3 separate regions of the Homo sapiens genome follow, and all the other regions are linked to region 1. A link is an interaction called in ENCODE POLR2A ChIA-PET data of the cell type or tissue named here. Cell type or tissue: MCF 10A. All regions are shown on one strand.

Region 1 (4,000 bases):
TCACCAGAAAACCCTTTCCTGACTCTCCATGTTTCCAACACCATTCTCTATCATTCTGCTCTGTTGGGTTTGTTCAAAGTGTCTATCACAATTTTGGATGGTTAGTTCACTTATTTACTATCTTTACCCTAGGTTAGACCATAAAGGCCACAAAGTTGAGGGCATATCCCTTTTGTTTTCTTCCATATATAACAAGCGTCATATGGTGCTTAACACTCAATACATATTTGTGAATGGATGAATGTATCAGAAAAAAAGTGGTTCCAATTCTCTATTGCTCACTGATGGTGATTTTAGGCAGATAGCTTTTCCTTTCTAAGCTTCAGTTTCTTCTTCTGCAAAATCAAGAGATTCCAGAACTGACAGAATGGTTATTTCTCTTCACCTAAGAACTTCTAAGGCTTTCTCTTCTGCGATGCTTTCCCAAGCTAACCGATCTCATTCTGGGCCCACTGAATGCCTAACCTGAAATACTATTTTGCAGTGGTTGTCTTAGTTACTGTAAGGTCCCTGGAGACACGAACCGGGGGCACTTGGAGAAAGAGAGAAGGCTGGGCCACATAGAAATTTTGAGAATCCTGAAGAATCTTTTAAGAATGAAGAAATACCCAAATATGGTAACAAAAAGTGTCAGAAATGTAACCATTTTAATTTTGATGAAAAAAAACTGTCAAAATTTCCTTCAACAGAAGTACTATTCAAATGTTTACTGAGCATTAACTACATGCATTAAAGACCATAAAACATTTTTCATCTATTATCTCATTTAATGTGACATTTGGGGGATCCCATTGAACGATGACTCTCAGATGCATACACTTGTAAGTCTCTATCCATTTGGAGTCTGACTTGGCCCTGTGACTAGCTGTGACCAATAGGATGTTAGCAAGAATAATGCAGTGGAGGTTTGAATACGTGCTTGCACACTGGGGCTTGTCTTCTTGAACTGTTCCTCCATGAAACCCAGCCACCATGCTGTTACTAAACCCAAAAAGCGACCTGCAAAGGCCCACAGAGAGGAGAATCAAGGGCCCTGGTCCATAGCCCCAGTAGGGCTCCCAGGCCACAGCCAGCACCAATTGCCAGCTATGTGAGTGAAGACATTTGGGGCCTTCCAGACATCCCACAGTGACACTCCATGAAGCAGGACTGCCCAGTCAATAATCTGTAGAATCATAAGAAAAACAATGATTTCTTTTTCTAAGCCACTAAATTTGGGGGTGATTTGTTACTACCCCAAGCAGTCTCAAGACTAGATAGTATCTCACTTATACAGAAGAAAAACAGACTCAAATGGCAAATGATCAAAATCCGATTATTATTTTAATTCTGGTTTATATTTGCCACCTTCTCTGGAGACTAGTGAAAGACCCTTCAAAATAGCTGATTTACCTAGAGCTCCAATTGAAGAGGAATCCTTGTATGGATCACATGACCCAGTTCCCTCCACCTCAAGCCACAGGTGACTAAAACAAATTGGCAACTAACTCAAAAACAGCCAAATCATCAGCTGGCCAGCAACCTACAGTGTGGCTTGGAGTGCAAGTCAAAATAACAAGTCAGACTAAACCCCATCAGGTTTCCTGTCTGAAGAATTTTAACTGAAAATTCTGAATGACTAAGGCAGCTAAGCAGTAGAACCTGAAGTCAACATGACAGCATGTGTTAGGCAGAAATATGACATATTGCAACACACCAAAGTTATGAGAAAGCATAATATAAAGTAATATGAGCAAGCAGAAAGTATAAAGAAAAACAATATGTAAGAATACAGGTGAATATTGTATTGATTGATACCCAAAAGCAGAAGGAGGCAGAGGGAGCTGTGCAAAGACACAGAAAAAGGAAAAACAGCCATGTGTCAGGGCCTCCATATGACCCCCCATACCTGCCTAGTTTCCCAGTGGTTTTTCAGTTATGAATTTAATTCGTTGTCTTTTAATGAAGCCATCTTTCCTTAAAATAATTTGAGTAATTTTCTGTCTCTTGCAACCTTGACAGCCAAACTAAAACAAATTTCAAACAGGAAATAATTTCCACCATGAAAAATTTACCTAGGAATGATTATGATTTTTTCTAGTTCCTTTTAACAAGCATTTATTTAATTTTTAACAAGCAGGCTTTTGCAATTGTTAGATAGAGATAACGGAAATGGGGAACCCTGAGAAAAATTTATGTCCCAAGATAATTTCTATCCAGAATGACTTTAAGCTATGCAGAATAATTTGAGCTATTTGATTACCAAAACGTTCAATTTAGAGTTCAAGGCCCCAGCACCTTCTTCAGACACTTGCAACCAACAGCTTCTCATTTGACCCAATTTGCCTTGTGAGTTAGTATGCACATAAGCATGATAACCAGCCCCCCAAAATTTATATCATCCATGAGTAGCTGTATCAAACTTTACAAGTCTAGAAAAGAAATGAATAAACTAGTCAAAGGAAGAAGGGAAATGTTAGTGCTGCAAAATAAGTTAATTCTACAAACAATTTTTTATATAATTTTAAACCTGATTTTGATTAGAAGATTTAAACCCTTAGAATTATTTACTTTGGTTATTCTTTGTCAGATTTATGAAGTTCTGTCTTTAAAAAATGTGTATATTGCTGAAAGATTGTAAAATTTAATAGCAAACAGATTACGTACTTAGGAATAGACTAAGCACAATTAGCACTCACATTCCTCCCACTCCTATAAATAACTCAGTTTCCTTTCCATGTCTGCAAATTTCATTAGAGTAGTGGAAAAAAAGAGGGGGGGAGAATAAAAAGGGAAAAAGAAAAGGCTTCTGATTCTCTTTTACTGCAAAGTACAGATCCAATCATTCAATCGGGGTCTTTGTACAGCCCTAGGAAGGGGCACAGGGAAGGAGTGGGGGCAGAGTAAAATGATTCTGTCTCTGGGTCTTTGGGGAGAAACTTTTCTACATGTGGCTTTGGAATTAACCTGCTAAAAAAGTGTACTGGCCTTTCCAGCAAGCAACCTGCCTCATGGACTTCTCCAAGATGAGCTTCAGTGATCTCAGAACAAAACACTTTGTCCCTTGCATAGTTTCAAGTTATATTTACTTTAGAGATTCTACTTAATTTAGCAGTTTAGTGTTAATCGTGTCTATAAAAAGAAAAAGACTGAGACAGGTGTTAGAGGAAGGTATCTGGAAGAAGTGAAATTCTGGAAGCATGAAATGTACAAGTTCCTTCAGAGACTCTTGTGCCCCACCCACCATGTCACTCCCCTCTAGGGAAAAGTCTGTGCCTAAACATATTTTAAGCACCTGGGTTTATGTTCAGTTCTTGGAGAGGTCTGTTTGTGTAAGGTGAGGTGGAGAATAGAGAATTTTCTTCATTTTTGTACTGTGTGAAGGAAAAAACTCTCTGTTTTCATAATCTGGATATTTCAAAACACTCTTAGGTGAAAGTTTGTATTTAAAACGTGAAAAAAAAAATCTAGTTTAAAAGTGGGTAAAGGACTTAGTAGATATTTCTCCAAAGAAGAGATAGAAATGGACAGCACGTATATGAAAAGATTCTCAACATCAGTAATCATTAGGGAAATACAAATCAAAACCACAATGAGATACCACCTCATACCCACTGGGATGGCTATTATTAAAAAAAAGGAAAAAAAGAAAAACAGAAAATGACAAGTGTTGATGAAGATGTGAGGAAACTGGAACCCTCGTGCATTTTTGGTGGGAATGTAAAATAGTGTAGCTGCTGTGGAAAACAGTATGACAGTTCTTTAAAAATTAAAAATATAATTATCATATGATCCATCAATTTCATTACTGGATATATACCAAAAAAAAAATTGAAAGCAGGATCTCAAAGAGATATTTACATATCCATATTTATGGCAGCATTGTTCACAATTACCAAAATGTGGAAGCAACTCAAGTATCTACTGACAGACAAATGGATAAATAAAATATAGCATATACATATTATTCAGCCTTTAAAAAGAAGAAAATTTTGTCTCATGCTACAACATGAATGAATCT
Region 2 (4,000 bases), 62 kb before region 1:
AGCAAGAGAGAATGAGGCGGGAGGTGCTGCATGCTTTTAAACAACCAGATCTTATGAGAACTCACTCACTATCATGAGAATGGCACTGGGGGGATGGTGCGAAACCATTCATGAAAAATCCACCCCCATGATCCAACCACTTCCCCTCAGGCCGCATTTCCAACATTGAGGACTACAGTTTCACATAAGATTTCATGAAGACACAGATCCATATCCATATCACTTATCCACAGACACCCAATATATGCAACAGTCATTGTTAATAAAACAGCAATAATAATGTAAGACTTTACATACATTTACTCACTTCAAATCTCACAACAGTGCCATGAGCACGTATCATCCCCATTTTATAGATAAGAAAACTGAGGCACAGAGCACTTAAGAGATCCAAGGTCTCGCTTGGCATCAAAAGCCATCCTTTTAACAATACACTACGCTGCCTCCTATGCTGATAGTAAAAGTAGGAATCCTCTGTTTATCTTATTAGCCTTAAATATTGTGGACAGTGGCCCTTTAATTTTTTTTTTGTTATATGTGTGCTTGAAGGAAATTTTTTGTTATATAGAAATTTCCTATGAATACCTATGAATACATAGTTAAATATAATCATATTTTCATATTTATTTTTTCTTTCTTTTTCTTTTTCGACAGAGTCTTGCTCTGTCTCCCAGGCTGGAGTTCAGTGGCGCGATCTCGGCTCACCGCAACCTCCGCCTCCCAGGTTCAAGCAATTCTCCTCCCTCAGCCTCCCAAGTAGCTGGGATGACAGGCATGTGCCACCAAGCCCAGCTAATTTTTATATTTTTAGTAAAGGCAGGGTTTCACCATGTTGGCCAGGCTGAGTCAAACTCCTGACCTCAAGTGATCCGCCTTGGCCTCCCAAAGTGCTGGGATTACAGGCATGAGCCACAGCACTTGGCCACGTATTTATTTTCTTTCTTTCAGATTGTTTAGAAAGACATGCCCAAGAATAGAATTTACTTATTTTTTTCTATTTTGACTATAGTTGTATTTTCAAATAATTGTTACATATCTCTGATTGTAGAAAACTTAACTCTACGTTGTCAATTCCAAATCATCACTCACTGAGGCATCATGTGTATTCTTAAAATCTCAATCTAGTCATGCAACATAGCTTCCCCAAAATCTTCAGTAACACCCCAGATCATACAGAAAAAAAAGATAATTTTTTTTTTTGAGATGGAGTTTCACTCTTGTTGCCCAGGCTGGAGTGCAATGGTGCATCTCTGCTCACCGCAACCTCCGCCTCCCGGGTTCAAGAGATTCTCCTGCCTCAGCCTCCCGAGTAGCTGGGATTACAGGCATGTGCCACCATGCCTGGCTAACTTTGTATTTTTAGTAGAGATGGGGTTTCTTCATGCTGGTCAGGCTGGTCTCGAACTTCTGACCTCAGGTGATCTGCCTGCCTTAGCTTCCCAAAGTGCTGGGATTACAGGTGTGCACCACTGCACCGTCTGATAATTTTTGTTTGTTTCTTTGGCTTTCAAGATCTTGTAGGATCTAGTTCCAATCTACCTCTAATACTCTCCTCACTATTTCTCCAATTTTCACTAGATAAGCTATTCAGCATTTCCAGAAGACACCCCATATTTCCTATCCTCCTGCCTTTTCTTATTACCTGTTTCATTTTTAGAGGATGACCTCCCAAATTGGACACCTTATTTGCCATCAAGCTCAAATACTGTATCTTCTCTGCAGACTTCCTGAGTCCTTACTAGGAATTATCTCTTAGGTTGTCATTTCATGGTATACATGATTATTGCATCAATTACATGGAATAATAAAGCCCACCCCACATCCTCACAAATGTTCATTAGCTCCCAAAGGGCAAGGACCAAATCCTACTCAGTTATCTTTCCATTACAGAGCTCAGCAAATGAGCAAATACTCAATAAAAACATTGTGCAAATCAAATGGAATGAAAATGCTTGTGTCAGTTCACTCATTTGTCTCTAATGCAGTTCTTTCATCTCCTATTTTATCTCTTCTCTATTCACATCATTGTGTACCATATGTGAAGTTATCTGCAGCAGCATTGTAATGCATTATTCATATCCTAGAGCCCTTTTATGGAACGATTAATTTGAGGAATAAAAATATTTGGAAGTTTTCAGCTTTCTCTTTTACTCACATTTTGACTAAAAACGTTGGATAGCTATTAGCAGCAGGACTCTTAAAGGTAATGACATCTTATGAATGTGAATAAACTGTAGTCTAAGACATTTTAGGCAAAAAAGGTGTTTTGAAAAGCTGACTTTTCCTGAATCAAGTTGTTTTAAAAAATACCCACAATAACATGGTCATAAATATTTGCCGGCTGAAAGCTATACCTCTATGAAAATTGAGTGTTCAAAAAAAATGCTGTATGTATTTTTCAGGAACCTGAAGTCGTACTTACCTTATTTCTTTTATTAAATAGCCTAGTAACAAAACGTGTACTCCTTCAGAAGATGTAGGGTATTAGTTGAAGCTGTACTAGGCTTCCAGAATTGCAGTTCTCTTCCAGCAGTACTTCACAATTAGTATTCAAAAGCACTCATATAATAAAATAGAGATTATCTTATTTGAAAATACTATTTATGTCTTTTTCTAAAGAGGGCTTCCTTTTAAAATTAAGCATCAATCTCTGAAGTGAAATATGCATGTAACGGGCATAAAGCAGTTAACTGGAAAATCTTTTGTGACCACAAAACAATTTGGGAATACTAAGAGAGCACACATGTGAGAGCATCTTGCAGTCAAAATTCAACTAAGATGAATTTCAAAACTACTGTAGACAATAAACATCCTTCTCCCAACTTCAGCAACAGATATTTTAAAGCAGTAAGAATACTTTTAGGAAAGTTTAGCAAAAGAGAGTAAGTAGCAGAAATGGACATTTCTGCATTGCACTCATTGGATACATTTCAGGATCTCTGGTTCGGCACATGAACTTGCCACAGCCTCTTTCTTCCATATCATCATCTTCTACCGTTCACCCTTCATTCCACCCACACCAGTTTGTGCTTTTCTTTTTGCCTCAGCGTATTTTGGACTAAAAGGGCCAGAGACATTACAAAATTAAAAGAGGGTTTGGGCCTCTGAATTCTATCGACAGGAAACAGGCTGAAAATACTACCACTCAATTGCAAACACAGGGCAATGCTCATTGAAAAGGAAAGATGACCGGGTGTGGTGGCTCACGCCTGTATTCCCAGCACTTTGGGAGGCCGAGGCTGGCAGATCACTTGAGGTCAGGAGTTAGAGATTAGCTTGGCCAACGTGGCAACACCCCGTCTCTACCAAAATTAATACAGAAAATTAGCTGGGCATGGTGGCGGCTGCCTGAAATCCCAGCTACTCGGGAGGCTGAGGCAGGAGAATCGCTCGAACCCGGCAGGCAGAGGCTACAGTGAGCCAAGACCGCACCATTGCACTCCAGCCTGGGCAATAAGAGCAAAACTCCATCTCAAACAAACAAAAAAAAAAAAGGAAAGAGTACTCAGAGGTCAGAGCCAAGAGCCATGGAGAATCATTTCTAGGATAGAGGACTAAACCCTAACCTAGAAAGCCATAACTGTGTCCAGATGGATTTCAGAATCACTATGGACTAGGGATGAAAGTGTCTTCCAGTTTCTTCCTTTTTGAACTGGAGTGACTATAGCAGTTATCCTATGCCTAGCCCACATTCCATCATTGTATGTTGAGTGTGTGGTGAGCAGATAATTTGTCTTCATTGTTCACAGGCTCTCACATTGACAAAAACTGTATTAGAGGATTTGTAGTCAGTGAACTGCAAGGAGCCTCATGGACTTGGATCTAATGCACTTGGACCTGATTTGGATTGTGGGATCCTGGACCATGAATTTGAGCATAATGCCATAACAGAATGAGATAAGGGGAGCCTTGAAGAGGATAGGAGTTTATCTTACCAGTGAAAAGGTTTGAATTGTGTGGCCAGAGAGCAGACTGTATTTTCAGAAAATGTCCACAGCAA
Region 3 (4,000 bases), 74 kb before region 1:
CCATTAAAACTCTACTTGAAAATTACTCTAATCTCCTCTCCCTTCACGGCATTCATCTCTATTATTCAAAAGCTTACTATACATGTAATCATTATTCCCCAATTTCTTTACTTCTGAAATTTTAATTTCCAGGATTTTACTCCCTTTCTTACTACAATGTCCTGACTCTTCAGATTCTCCAACTTTTTCACTTCTTTGCTCCCTCTGCATGCAGCCTTAAGATGAATTGAGATTTCTGTATCTTTAACATCTCATATTTTATTCACTCCATTACCCAGTTCATGGGCCCTACTTCTTCCTCTTCCTAGCCTGGTGCCAATGGTGCTTCCTTCTATACTATTTATGCCATTAACTCTCCAGGGAACAATCCTACAATTGCCCCCTCTCTTTTTCTATATCCATTCTAATTTATTCTGGAAAAAGTCCACACACCTATTTCTATCAATGGTTACTATTCTAGTTACTATTGCTACATGTCGAACTGCTCACACGGTTTTATTTATTGTATCCTTTGGATCAAGACGTTGCCCACACAGTTTTATTATTTATTGTGTCCTTTGGGTCAAGAAGTCAGGAGTAGGACTCAGCTGAGTGATTCTTCCTAGTGTTGTGTAGTTTATTGGTTACAAATAAGACATAAAGCCAGCCTGAATTCATGAGGAGGAGAGTTAGACGTTACCTTTTCAAAGGAGGATGGCAAGTGTTACTGAACCAAACTAGGTTATTTTGTCTGCACTCATTGGAAAACCAAACACCAAAGCACCAGTAAACTGGGAAGGACATAGGAAGAAATGCTCAAATGTGTCTCCTTGAGCAGGGCTGGGTCAGGTTTTATAAGCATAGGCTGAGATGTGATTTGATTGGATCTCACAATGAGGTGATGCCAAGAGGCATGATCTGACTGGATCCTCCCATGGGGTGACAACAAGGCTCCATTTGATTGGATCCTGGGTTCTGCTATAGGGCATCTGTTTTGTAATTCAGTCCCCACTCAATGTGAGCACTTACATTCTACCCAGGGTGCACTCTTGGTTCATCTGGGCATGCTCAGGTTATGTGACCTTCAAACTGGGGGCACAGGGCAACTGAAAAACATCTCACTGCTTCATGACATAAAAGTTGAACCAGATTGGTCTGGTGTGGTTACACAAGGCCACATCTCAACATTGCACGTAGAATGGTTAAAATTGTTGAAACCATCTATGGAAAATACAAAATGCCATTCTAGCCCCCCAAAAAGTGGATAAATGGCTTTAATAAGTTTGAATGATGATATTATATTCATCTCATATTTGTCTCAAAATTATTATGCTTATAATTTATTCTGCTCATAATTATTTGGGTCATAATCTCATTTCCTAACAAAATTTAAAACAAATGTTAAGTAACAGTCCCGAGTATTGAGAAAATCAGTAGAGTCCACTTATTTTCTAGGGGCATGGGAACAGCAGGCCACACAGACAATGTTCTACAGGTCAGGAGATCTGAATTAGAGCAAGTAGACCTGAATTTGAATAAAAAATAGCAAAGAAAAAATAACAAATCTGTGTAGGAGACTTTATTTTTATATTACATCTCATATTAGAATCAGCGGGGAAAGTCTCAATAACTAAAACGTGCTTTCTTGAAGGCTTGCTTTCATTACCTTACATTCATGACTGATAACTGTGTGTCCCATCACACCAGGCAATTTCACACACACCATTTCATTTAGTGCTGAGTTGCGTCAGGTGAGAATTATGATCCTGACTTCCATCGAAAAACATTGTAGTGAAAATAGAGCATGTAGACACACTGTAGTGTGTAGTGAAAATAGAGCATGTAAACACACTGTAGTGTGTAGTGAAAATAGAGCATGTAGACACATTGCAGTGAAAATAGAGCATGTAGTTAGTAAGTAGAAAAATAAAGATTCAAAAATGACACCTTTGTGACCCAAACCCAGTGCATGGTCTACAAACATAAGATTCATTCTGAAGAAGATGCAGAGAACTCTGTGAGTAGTAACACTAAGAGTGACAGGATTATATACACAGGGTAGATAACAACTGAAATAGCATAGTAGCAACTGCTAGAGAAGAAGTACTCTCACTGACCCACATGAAGGGATTTCTGGGCTAAAGGGATGCATGTTCAAAATAAGATTGCATATTCATGAGCTAGCCCTGCCAAAGGGCTGTACTAACTTATTTGGTCACAACTGTGAAGGAGCGTGCATCTTTCTCCCACCCTCACCAACACAGAGTAGAACAAATTATTTTCTAACATGTATCCATCTCCTAGACAAAATATATCTCATTTTATTTGTAGTAAATTGGCTATTATTGATAATGTGCACCTTATGTTTATTAATCACGTGGATCTCCATTTTTATGTATGTATACTTCATTCTTCCTGGTGCTCTAGTGAGAATACCTCTCCAGCAGCACACTACTGAGAAATGTCTTCCAAGTCCAGTATCTCAAAGGAAGTCTCTCTTCATCTCTGAGAACAGTGGGCCATTCAGTCTCCCTACACTTTCCAGCTTAAAATATTCATAACCCCCCTCTAAAACTCCATACAAAGAAAAGCCTCACATCTCTCATCACCCTAGTGTTACAGATCTTTGGGGTGTCACTTTTCTGACTGGAAACCTGTGGCCAGTCGTGCCTTTGCCCAAGTTTTGCTTGGGCCTGCTGGGCTCATTCTGCCCACTCAGCCTGGCGGGTGGTGCACAGCTCACGGTGCCAGCCTAAATCCCATAGCTTCAAAAGAGACGCAAGTCAGGTGTGGAGCAGCAATGGGTGTGTGAGTGGGTGTGGGGTCTGGCCACTGTGCAGTCAGACCCACCAGTTGCCTGCCAGCTACCATGGGGCAGGCAGCTCCAGGTGCTGTCATGGCACTGGCTCTCTGCGAGGCTGTGGCTGGACCAGGTGGACAGCAAGCCACTTCCCTGGCTGGCCCCGGGGAATGCAGTGGCACGTGAAAGCTTGGAGATGCCAGGAACTGCAGGGCCCCAGAGAGAGAGTCACAGCCCTGGCTCAGGGAGCTCCCACGTCTGGGCTGCCTGAAAGGCTGCAGCTCTTCTCTCCTTCTCTTCACCCACAATGTGACAAGAAAGGGGCATGCTTCAGCCCTGTTTGTGTTACAGCCCTTTTAGCCTCACCATTCAGCAGGCCCCAAGTTCTTGTCCTGAAACCAGGAAGAATACATTATGCAAAGTGAAGGGTGAGCCAGACAAAGAGGAGCTTCATTAAGCAATAGAACAGCTCAGTCTCCTGAAGGGGGCAGCTCCTTTCCACAGCCAGGGTGCCTTGTTGAGTGTTCAGATCCTAGCAGAGAGAGTAGCTCTGCTCTGCAGGCAGGTTGTCCCAACAAGTGTTCACTCCCAGCAGAGAGTGTAGCTCCTCTCTCCAGCTGGTCATCCCACCATCTGTGTAGCTCTCAGCAGAGAGGAGGTTCTGTAGTGGGTTGCTCCTCTCTGTAGCTGGTCATCCTGATGTCTGCAGCTCACAGCAGAGAGAAGTCCCTGGAGTGGGTGCCTCCTCTCAGCAGCCAGTCGTCCCAATGTCTGCTCAGCTTTGGCTGAGCCCAGGGCTTTTATGAGCCTCAGAAGGGAGGAAGTGTGTGCCAATTGGTCCAGGGGCAGCCATGGGCAGGCCTGGAAAAAGCACCACAAGTTCCCACTCCAGTCTGTGGGACTGGCATCCTGGCCCCCAGCTTTCAGGCCCTCCCTGTCCTGAAGGTGGGGCCTCACCAGGGACCTGTTCCCTTCCACCCAGGAACCTGCCTCTCTCCTGCAGCTGTTCATGGCTCCCAGGCTGTAGGTGCCAAGGGGCACCTGTAGGCCAGCATTAAGCTGCCTTCAGCCCCCTCATCAGCTTCTCTCCTATGCTCATCAGCATCCCAAGTCCGGAGGTGGCCAAGGCAGCAGAGGTCTGGCATGTCAGCATTGCCCTGAGCATGTGCACACCTGGCTGGGCTGTGACAGTGCCTGGGCTTGGCCCTGAATTTGCTCTGA

The links. ChIA-PET counts read pairs that join two places held together with the same protein. Peaks named below come from ENCODE experiments on the same cell type or tissue, not always from the same donor. Only the 100,000 strongest peaks of a DNase experiment are listed, where the experiment ranks them.
Region 2: POLR2A ChIA-PET joins it to region 1 with 5 read pairs; 3 of 35 experiments call an interaction of 5 or more read pairs at or near these places.
Region 3: POLR2A ChIA-PET joins it to region 1 with 5 read pairs; 3 of 35 experiments call an interaction of 5 or more read pairs at or near these places.

Annotation. Positions count from the first base shown.
Region 1 is chr17:69,727,713-69,731,712 of GRCh38, reverse strand. All of the region lies in intron 3 of LINC01483 (long intergenic non-protein coding RNA 1483), which reads right to left. Among named protein-coding and RNA genes, the nearest start is that of LINC01483, 140 kb to the right of the region's middle. In MCF 10A, no CTCF peak of the experiment used is centred here; a DNase peak (open chromatin) is centred at 1,552.
Region 2 is chr17:69,789,424-69,793,423 of GRCh38, reverse strand. The region is part of intron 3 of LINC01483 (long intergenic non-protein coding RNA 1483); the gene reads right to left. Among named protein-coding and RNA genes, the nearest start is that of LINC01497, 170 kb to the left of the region's middle. In MCF 10A, no CTCF peak of the experiment used is centred here; no DNase peak of the experiment used is centred here.
Region 3 is chr17:69,801,491-69,805,490 of GRCh38, reverse strand. The region is part of intron 3 of LINC01483 (long intergenic non-protein coding RNA 1483); the gene reads right to left. Among named protein-coding and RNA genes, the nearest start is that of LINC01497, 160 kb to the left of the region's middle. RefSeq lists enhancers at 2,375-3,336, 3,337-4,000. In MCF 10A, no CTCF peak of the experiment used is centred here; no DNase peak of the experiment used is centred here.